2 separate regions of the Homo sapiens genome follow, and region 1 is linked to region 2. The links are chromatin contacts, found by Hi-C or POLR2A ChIA-PET in ENCODE. All regions are on one chromosome and are shown on one strand. Each heading gives the region's core, a stretch centred on a gene start or an enhancer-like site at or near the end of the contact. The rest is flanking DNA. Distances are from core to core; before and after follow the strand shown. Region 1 overlaps COL15A1 (collagen type XV alpha 1 chain). Region 2 holds the start of INVS (inversin).

The links. Hi-C counts contacts between places; a loop is a spot of excess contacts on that map. ChIA-PET counts read pairs that join two places held with the same protein, here RNA polymerase II (POLR2A). Pooled maps may share reads with other maps.
Region 1: a loop to region 2 is called in a map of natural killer cell, with 21 times the contacts of the local background. The contact joins the enhancer-like site here to the promoter of INVS in region 2. A Hi-C loop is called at or near these places in 1 of 168 maps with a recorded cell type or tissue (natural killer cell), 1 of 37 single-sample maps with no recorded cell type and 9 of 50 pooled maps. POLR2A ChIA-PET finds 5 or more read pairs at or near these places in 1 of 52 experiments (K562).

What each region holds. Positions count from the first base shown.
Region 1 is chr9:99,058,204-99,063,073 of GRCh38, reverse strand. It overlaps COL15A1 (collagen type XV alpha 1 chain), which reads right to left. Exons shown (of 42, transcript NM_001855.5): 36 at 3,121-3,185; 37 at 975-1,103; 38 at 770-829; 39 at 1-24. Among named protein-coding and RNA genes, the nearest start is that of TGFBR1, 44 kb to the left of the region's middle. Within about 2 kb of position 3,618, at least 18 of the 41 ENCODE cell types and tissues checked have a DNase peak (open chromatin) inside an H3K27ac peak, as active enhancers do; they include natural killer cell, where a contact is called at or near this core.
Region 2 is chr9:100,097,707-100,103,389 of GRCh38, reverse strand. INVS (inversin) reads right to left here and starts at 4,147. Exons shown (of 17, transcript NM_014425.5): 1 at 3,974-4,147. ERP44 (endoplasmic reticulum protein 44) reads left to right here and starts at 4,390. Exons shown (of 12, transcript NM_015051.3): 1 at 4,390-4,606. The coding sequence starts at 4,550. It also overlaps the pseudogene RN7SL75P. RefSeq lists a silencer at 3,874-4,083 and enhancers at 4,324-4,463, 4,474-4,543.

The DNA of each region.
Region 1 (4,870 bases), core at 2,369-4,868, 1.0 Mb after region 2:
TGGTGGAGGCAGAAGCTGATGTGGCTGTTATGAAAAGGAGGAAAAGAAACAGTTCTGAATATGCATTCAATCTGTTCTTCAGAGTGTATTGAGGTGCAAGTGCAATGTTTCTTGAGAAGATGCTTTAAATAATTTGCCATTGTCTGTAACTGTGACTCTTAACTGTAAAGAGTTTCATGACCTGCTGAAGAAATCATCTTCAGAAAGGGAGAAAATGTTCTCAAGAGTTTTAAAAAGAGCACTGAATCAAGGAAGGGCATTCTTTTTGATAAACCCATGTTTAATCACCAACTCTTTCACTTAATAGAGAAAGCTACCTCTTCAGAGCCTCAGTTTCATAATCTGCAAAACGGGGATGATAGTACCCACCTCAAAGCATTGCTCTAGGGCTAGAAGATGGACAATGCCAGTTGCCCATGTTCTTATGAGGCAGATGGTGCCAAAAATTAAAGGAATCTTCTAGATTGCTTATACCAACCAATGATTCCACAGATGAACAAACTGAGGCCAAGATAGAGGAAGCCCTCTGCCCAAGAAGATTTGGCTACTACATGGGAACAGCAGGTCTCCAGCCTCTGGATCTAGTTATTCCTCCGCTCTACTGTGGGAACCTCCTGTTAGCACCCATTAATTTCTAGGATTTCACCAGATACTAAACCGTGCACAGCTGACTGTCCAGAGTTTGGAGAGCTTGGTGCTAGATACCAAGGAGGACTCAGGAAATGCTGATAAATGAATGCATGAGCAGTCCAACAGGGTAACTACTCACGTTGCTGGAAAGCGCAGGGGGTGGAGGGCTGTCGGCAGGAATGGGGATCAGTTCTCCCAGCTTTAAGAAAAACAGTACATTGAAATGAAAGATCAATTACAAACTTCTCCCATTTCAAAACAGAAAAAAATGGCATTTATGGGAGTAGATTATTATTTTTAGAGGGTATTTGAAGGCAGTGTGTTAAAGGAAGTTTAGAAATTACCTGTAATTTTTTCCAGCCATCTCTAACACGAATGAAAAACTCAGTGCTGTCCCTCAGGTAGATGAATGTTCCTTCTATAACCAAATGCGCTTTCTGCAGCATGTCATCCATGTTGCTGAATGCTGTGACCTGTCAGATCATTTAAATTCCAAACACTGCCATTATCATTAGAGGAATGGCACCATCTGATAACCTGGCCTCTCTGTAAAGTCAACTAGGAGCCGTCCCCAGATACTCAATAAAGAGGCTTGTTAATGTGCCAGATAGAGGTATATACCTTCATTAGTAACTAAAGGGCATTCTTCTTGATAAAACAAAAACATGTATACTTTGAAACACAAATCTAACTTATAATAAATGAATTAAAACAAAAATGACAATATTATGTGAGTATAAAGACATTTACAAATTGTCAATGGAGTTATCTTTGTTTTGGTTTGGGTATTAGCAAAAGCACTGGTAAGTTTTACCACTTCTATTTTTTTAAGCTACTTGGTGGCACTAACATGGTTAAATGGTGTTACTTCATGCTGGTCCTTGAAGAGTTTCAAATTTTTCATTTGGAATAAGAAAGGCAAGCAAGTGAGCAACTATACTTAAGGTCTTAAATCTTTTTTGTCTAGCTTGGTAGTTACATTAAATGCATGATAGAAAATGGAGGTCTGTAATTTCTCTGCCTAGAAAAGTGCCAAAGATTAGACAGCCATTTGGCATATCTAGAAGCACATACAGAAGCTACAAAAATCTATTGAATAGCATCAAATCTCAAAGAAATAACGGCCAAGAGAGTTTTTATTTTTCATTGTAACTGAGAAAGATTATAAAATATTAATTTTCACCTAGCCTTGAAGATAATGGCTTTGTGCATCAAAATGACTTAGATATCCCCAAGGGAACCAAATATCAGAATTCCATCATATGTAGGACAGTTCTTTCTTTTGGCAGCCAAATTTTGCAACTAACATCCAGCAAAGATCAAAGAGCATTTTTGGACTCCTGACATCCTTGTGAAGTATTTGTCCATTTTTCTGTGCATTACAGTAATCTTGGAGTGCTATGTCTTGTTCCAACGAACTGCAGGGTAACGAATGTGCCAGAGATGTTCTTTGGCAGAATGGAGAAGACTGAATTATCCAAGTAAATCTGACCAGCACAAGGACCTGTTGTAACATTGTTTATGCTCTTGGGCTTTTGTTGTTTTGTTTTTTCTTTTTTTTCTAGAGATGGGGTATTGCTTTTTCACCCAGGCTGGAGTGCAGTGGCACAGTCATGGTTCACTGGAGCCTCGACTTCCCAGGCTCAAGTGATCCTTAGCTTCTCAAGTAGCTGGGACTACAGATATGCACCACCACACCCAGTTAATTTTTACATTTTTCTGTAGAGGCAGGATCTCACTATGTTGCCCAGGCTAGTCTTGAACTCCTAGACTCAAGTGATTCTCCTGCTTCAGCCTCTCAAAGTGCTGGGATTACAGGAGTGAGCCACCGCACCCGAGCAGGTTTATGCTTTTTGAAATACTATTATTGGTGGCCAGGCGTGGTGGCTCGTGTCTGTACTCCCAGCACTTTGGGAGGCCAAGGTGGGAGAATCACCTTGGTGGCCCATGAGTTCAAGGCCAGCCTGGGCAATGTAACAAAAACCCTGTCTCTACAAAAAAAAAAAAAAAAAAATTAGCCAGGTGTGGTAGTGTGCATCTGTAGTCCCAGCTACTCTGGAGGCTGAGATGAGAGGATTACCTGAGCTCAGGGAGGTTGAGGCTGCAGTGAGCCGTGATCTCACCACTGTACTCCAGTTTGGGTGACAGAGTGAGACCCCGTCCACCCCTCATCCAGCAAAAAAAAAATATATATATATATATATATATAAAAATATATAAGTAATATGATTGGTTCTTGTTATAACTTAGTCAATTAAGGATTCGAATGGTGGAACTTACATATACATGATTTTGTTTTTTCACGTCTTTTTACTTAATAAGTCATCCAAATAGATAACAAATCCCTTCTACTATTTATGGAATTGCACCAAGCCTACTATCATGAAGGCCTGATCCCCAAGGGATGTCAGACACAGGAGATCGTAGGCAGAGTTTTAAGTATATCTATCCCAAATGGAATGATGACTACACACTGATGATAATACTGACCAGGTTTCTGGATCCGGGAAGCCCTGGCTGTCCTGGAGGGCCAGGGGGACCTGGAAGGGCCACAGCTAAGACAAAACAGAAAAGAGAAGTTACACAAAAACCACACTCTGAAAAATGTCTGAGGTATCAGCTGACTCCCGGAGAGAAGTGTGTTCAACCCCATTCACAGCGCCACAAAGCATCCCAACTTCCACCTGTATCTTGGGTGCTGTGCCCCCAGCGTGTGACTTAGGCCACATTGACTGGTTCAGGGAAGAGCTGGGATTCTTGATTGTTACCCTGGATGAAGCCATGGCTAGTGCTTTTCCGTTTCATAAGTGAATCAATTCCTTTTGTGGTTGTTTTATAAAAGCCAGCTTAAGTTGAATATTTTGTCACTTGCATTCAAAAATGTCCTGACTCATATAACTTATTTCACCCAAGAGACAAGCATGTGACACTGAACAGAGGAAGCAGGCTCAGAAAGAGGAAGAGAAGGCTCTAGGGAGTGGGAGGAGACCAGGGTGGTGCAGTGACAGTAGCCCTGGCCTTGGGGCCAGAGACATGGACTCAAGTCCTTAAGTTTGTCCATTCCTAGCTGTGTGATCTCGAGGAAACAGCAAGCTCTCCAAAGCTGTTTCCTCATCTGCAAAATGTAAAATAGGCATTTCTTCTTCCCTGGGCTGCGGTGAGAACTGAGTGCTTTGAAAATTGTACATGTACAGCATTCATCCGGCCAGGAGCTCTTAGCTTTTGAAGAGTCACAGTGCCCTTAAAAATCAGATCAAGGTTAGTGCCCTCTTTCCCAGAGAAATGCACACATAATTCTATAAAAAAATATTACTGGGATGACAAATCCTGGAGGTATATCCTTGAACTCTCTAGGAGTCTATGATTCCTCAACTGAAAAGCCCTTACTTTAGGCAAACATAAAGTAGTATAATTACAACTATTCCTTTGGCTGTTCTTCTACCTCTCTCATCCTCTGCTCACCCTACCCCCGACAACTCCTCCAAATCTGCCAAGCTCTTGGCAGAATTAAGGGTGTTTTTACAAGCCCCAGTAAAATTATACAGTCCTTCAGGTCGTTGCAAGCAAATGTTCAGTTCCAACATAGGACTTGAACACCCACACACAGGTGGCAAATGTCTAGTGGATAGAGGGCCAGTGGACTCGGATTTGGATCCCAGCCATGCCTCCTAATAGAATTTGTGACCTCAAGTAAGTCTCTTCACCTCTGTGAGCTTCAGTGTCTTCATCCGTGAGATGAATTTTATAATAATATCTGTTTTATCTTCCTCCCAGGGTTGCTGTGAAGACTACATGGGATAATGGCCATGAAAGTGTTTTGTAAACTGAATTGCTATACATTATGTGAGAAGCAATCCTTGCTCAATGCAGCAAGGCATCCCGGCAGCCCTAATGTAGTGTTGCTGTGGACAACAGTTTTTCTCCACCTTGCACTCACCCTGTAATATGCCTCCACCTCCTGTAGTCCTACTCCTCCCTCATGGCTGTGTGGGCACCTGTGGTTCCATACACTCGGCACCTTCTTCCTTTGTAGGACCAGTGTCCTCATCTCCTTCTCTTGGGACCTTCCCTTCACCTCTACAACCATTTGGTTCCAGAAAGAGCTACCATGTTCTCATGTGATCCGACCTCCTGGTCATAGGTGATTTGTCCAAGATTGGGTACCTCACCCAAGTCAGGCCCATCAGGACCCTTCTCTAGGACTTCCCCATCCCAGGACTTTTCAAACTAAAATAGTAAA
Region 2 (5,683 bases), core at 2,898-5,397:
ATCCCAAAGTGCTGGGATTACAGGCATAAGCCACCATGCCCTGCCTACCAAAAGTTTTTAAAAATTAGCTGAGCATGGTGGCATGCACTGTAATCCTAGCTACTCGGGAGGCTGAGGTGGAAGTTTCACTTGAACCTGAGAAACAGGGTTTGCAGTGAGCTGAGATCACACCATTGCATGCCAGACTGGGCAACAGGTTGAGACCCTGACTCAGAAAAAAATAAAAAAATTAGTTAAGGCCGGGTGTGATGGCTCACGCCTGTAATCCCAGCACTTTGGGAGGGCAAGGCGGGCAGATCACCTGAGGTCAGGAGTTCGAGACCAGCGTGGCCAACATGGCGAAACTGTGTCTCTACTAAAAATACAAAAATTAGCTGGGCGTGGTGGCGCGTGCCCATAATCCCAACTATGCAGGAGGCTGAGGCAGGAGAATTGCTTGAACCTGGGAGGTGGAGGTTGCAGTGAGCTGAGATCGCACCACTGCACTCCAGCCTGGGCAACAGAGTAAGACTCCATCTGAAAAAAAAATTAGTTAAAAAACTATTTTTAAAGAGATGGGATCTTGCTATGTTACCTAGGCTGGAGGGCAGTGGCTATTCATAGGTGCAATCCCACTACGATCAGCATAGGAGTTTTGACGTGGACCAGTTCATTCCTTCTTAGGCAGCCTGGTGGTCTTCTACTCCTGGGAGATCACCATATTGATGCCAAACTTAAAGTGGACACCTGAATGGCATAGCGCACTACAGCCTGAAACTCCTGAGTTAAGCGATCCTCCCTCCTCAGCCACCTGAATAGCTGGGACTTCAGGCATGTGCCATCACACCTGGCTAAATACTAAATTAAAAGGTATCTAGGTCTTGCCGTCATTCTCACAAAAAGTGAAATTTTTATTTGTTCTCTCCTTGGTCCACCAGGAAAATATACCTAGATAGAGGTCTTAACCATAAGATCTTACTTGGAACATCGTATCACTAAAATGAACCATATTTCAATAAGGACAATTTTGTTCTGACCGGTAGTCTCATGGAGCTTGTAAGAACCTTTTAAAAACATATGACAGGAGTTTGAGAGACCAGCCTGACCAATATGGTGAAACCCCGTCCCTACTAAAAACACAAAAATTAGCTGGGCTGTGGTGGCACACACCTGTAATCCTAGCTACTCAGGAGGCTGAGGTGGGAGAATTGCTTGAATTTGGGAGGTGGATGGAGGTTGCAGTGAGCCAAGATCATGCCACTGCACTCCAGCCTGGGCACAGAGGGAGACCCTGTCTCAAAAAAAATAAAATAAAATAAAAAATAAGTATCAGCCGCATAGGAAGATAGTGAGATCCCTATCACAAGAGTGTTTAAGAAAGCAGAGGCTGGAGAAATGCAGCAACAATTCAAACACCTGATGGGAAGGAAAGATGAATAGTTGCATCAGTGATCTTAAACATCCTTCCTAAACCCTTAAGCTGCTTTATCAAAGTTCCAAAGCTGAATGCCTACAAGGACCAGAGAGGTAACAACTGTTAGAAACGTAGGGAGTCACAGAATCACGGTAAACTCAAGCATATGTACTTATCTAAAGGGAGCAGCTGTTAATCAGCTCCAGTTAATTGCTGCCATGAGGGTAGGCAAGTCCTTTTCTGATTTCACCAAAAAGCAGGTCACGCCAATCGCTGTTACTCCTGGGGATCTGAGAGTTTTCTAAGATAAATTTATAACGGATGAGCTGGTATTTGTCTTGTCATCGACAAGGATTATTGGTTCAAATTCTGCCCTTGAGAGAACATATTAATACTTTCTTAATTATGGTAAAGCACAGCTCCTTACGTCTTTATTTTGCTGACAATTTGAGTTAAGGACTGGCAGAAAATATGGAGGAAGAGGGTGTTGTGAGACACTTCAGTCATGTCTGAGTCTAACAGTCATGTCAGAAGAACTACTGTCATATCCAGGATTATATTAAGGTTATTTGAGAGAAGCTACAAAATAGAGGTGGAGGTGAAAACATGGGAGGGGAGTAACTGCACTTGGGTTCTAGGCCCAGTTGTATTTATAATCAGCAGTGTGTCCTCAGGCTATGTCAGCTTTCTAGGTTTCTGTAAAATGCAAAAAATAATAAGGTTAGACCATGTTCACATTCGTTCATTCAACAAGCTGAGTGACAACTATGTGCTAGGCACTGTTCTAAACTCTAAGACCTGTCATTTTTCATTCTAAGTGATCAGAGTTTTAGGCACATCAGAACCACAAAAAAAGTTCTTTATACCCTTTGAAAAATACACTAAAAATGTGATCTCTGTTTTATATATATGTGTGTGTGTGTATATATTATACATATATAAATTATATATACACATATATAATATATATAATATATATACATATAATATATATATTATATATACATATATATTATATATATAATATATATTATATATATAATATATATGTATATATATTATATATATTATATATATACATATAATATATATACATATATAATATATATTATATATACATATATAATATATATATTATATATACATATATTATATATATATTATATATACATATATTATATATATTATATATACATATATTATATATATAATATATATTATATATACATATATTATATATATTATATGTACATATAATATATATATTATATGTACATATAATATATATATTATATGTACATATATAATATATATATTATATGTACATATATAATATATATATTATATATACATATATAATATATATATTATATATACATATATTATATATATTATATGTACATATATTATATATATTATATATATATACTTTTTACTTCATAATTCTTAGCACTTAGCACAGTAACAGGTATATAGCCAGTACTCAGTAGATGTTTGTTGGATGAAAGGTCACAGGCTGAGTGCTAAGTCCAAAAAGTGAGCAGGATCAAAGTTTAATTTCTTGAATAATGAGTTCATACTTACAAGTCTCTGCTCTTTTAAAATTTCCCATTTCAACTATCTTTGGGCTCTGTCAGGGGCGTGGACAAGAGATAGGAGCACTAGTCTAGGAGTTAGGCCGCCTTGGTAAGAGTATTGGCTCTATCACTGTCTAATTTTGTCACCCTGAGAAAGCCATTATGCAGGGCTCTTTTTTTTTCTTAAGAAAAAATGTATTTTTTGCCCCTTTAAGAAAATAAATCATTTTTTATAGAAAAAAGTCAAAACCACTTTGATAAAGTGCTATAAAATGCAAAGGTGTCATCATCCTTGCCTAATTATACAACAAGCCCGTGTAATAAATGCTCTAATAATTATAACCGTACAAAACTAGAGGTACTGCAGTCACACTCATAGGAAGAGTAATTCTGATTAGGACTAAAGGGTTGGTTGTTCGGGAAGTTCTCAGAGATGGTGACATTTAAGATAGCATTCCAGAGAGAGAACGGGTAAGGCCATTCCAGGCAGCAGGAAAGCTGAAGCAAAGGCGGGAGCAGGGAGAACCACAAAAGCACAGTGTGCCTCCTGGGTACTAAGCAGAGATCGCGTGGGCTCCTGGACCTCACTGAGTGTTTGCAGAAGAAGCCGCAGAGCTACCTGGGGCCAAGTTAGGATCCTCGACTGCTTTGCTAGGGAATTTCGTAATTATACTGGAGGAGCGATCCACGCCTTAGCAGCAATCACTCACACAGTTTTCCAGTTTACGACGTGCTATCCCATCCCGTACCACATCTACTCCTTACAGGAGCCCTCAGAGACAATCAGGGATAAGTCATTGACTCATTCAACTGAGGCCCCGAGTGGTGGCTCTGACTTTATAATGCAGGAATTAGAGCAGAAAGAAGAGGCAGCGGGCGAGGAGGCCAATGATGGAGGCTCAGGCCACAGCCTAGGCCAGGAAGGCCGTGAGTCTGCAGCAGGGGCCAAGGCGGTGCGGACCGAATGATCTGAGCCTCCCCAGCCAGGCCCCCTCCTACTCACCCTCGCCTCCTCCAGGACTGACGTCCCGGGGGCGGCTCCAGGAGGCGCAACCCGGACCGGGCCGCCCCTCCTGCCGGGCCGGTACACTATATCCAGCCAGGTCAGACCCCACGGCGCTGAAGCTAGCCGAGCCCCTCAAAAGGCCGCCCGAGGCTTTCGGCCGCACATCCTTCTGGGAATTGTAGTTCCCATCCTCTGAAGCACCGCGTACACCCGCCCTCCGCCCTTCTATCCCACAGGACCCCGCGCGCAGAGGACTCAGTGGACCGGGGCCGAGAGCCCAATGGGAAAGGAAGTTCTAGATGACGGACGACGTGCGGGGTGAGGCTAGTGCAGGACTACATTTCCCGAAGTGCACCGAGGTGGGCAGGACCCGGAAGTGAGGGTGTGAGAGGCCTCTCTGGAAGTTGTCCCGGGTGTTCGCCGCTGGAGCCCGGGTCGAGAGGACGAGGTGCCGCTGCCTGGAGAATCCTCCGCTGCCGTCGGCTCCCGGAGCCCAGCCCTTTCCTAACCCAACCCAACCTAGCCCAGTCCCAGCCGCCAGCGCCTGTCCCTGTCACGGACCCCAGCGTTACCATGCATCCTGCCGTCTTCCTATCCTTACCCGACCTCAGATGCTCCCTTCTGCTCCTGGTGAGTGAGGGAATGACAGACCCATCGACAAACGCACGAACGGCCTCCGGCCCTCGCCCAGGGGGAACACTGCTACTCCTGCCCCTGCTTTTCCGTCTTTTCCTGCAGTGTTTTGGAGTGCACCCTCCCCCGCTGCCCTCACTCTCGCCTGTCGGCTTCCAGGCGCGGAGTCCCCGAGGCCTGAGAAACCAGTGTCGGGGGAGAATGGGAGAATTAGCCCTGAGGGACTGATACGTAGTCACGGCGTAGGAGCTTCCCCTTCTCCCCGAAGTCCGGGGGTTTCGGTTTCGAGGGCTAGTGGACCTGGTGGTAGCTTGAATCGGAAAAGACCAAGCATAGACCTAGCGTTCCTTCCCACCCTCTCCATTTGGGAAGAGTGTGAGGTCGACAGGTGCTGGGGTTGTGTGACTCTCACTGGGTCTAGATCCCTGAAGCGGTGCCCGGGTTGGCAGATCCCTCTGTTGTGGCTTGATGCGATTGGTTGGGAACCCGGAACTGGAGACTGGTTTGGATTCCACTGGGAGAATAGAGTTTGAAGGGTGGAAGGTGTGGTTACCTGACAATCTCAGCTCAAGGCCTCCCTCAAATCTTATTGCAACGTATTTCCCCATGGAAGCAGATTTCTTCTTCATTGCGCCTTATTTGAATATGCATTCATTCCTAACTGCCTAACCTGCTCAGCATCATCCCATCTTAAAAGAATCTTTCCCTAGTCCCTCTTGCCCCAGAGTACGTCTTGAGTGTGCAGACTAATTGATCCAGGCTTCAGGTCAAATTGAGACAAAAGCGAAGGACTAAACACGTATGGCAAAATGGCTTATATTTAATTGGGCTGTTAATTATAATGTAATATTTGAAAGTACCTTAATTGTAGTAGATTTTTAGAAATTCAGATTTAAACATTAAGAACTACTTTCTTTACAATTTAAGAAACGATTTAGTGACGCATATGAAGTCACACAGCTAGTTACAGGCAGAGCTGGGATTAGAAACAAGTCTCTTGACTTCCAGTGCTTATTCCGCCATATCCCATTAAATGTTTAATATTTGTGTTTGAAATAGTTCTTTCTTTTCTTT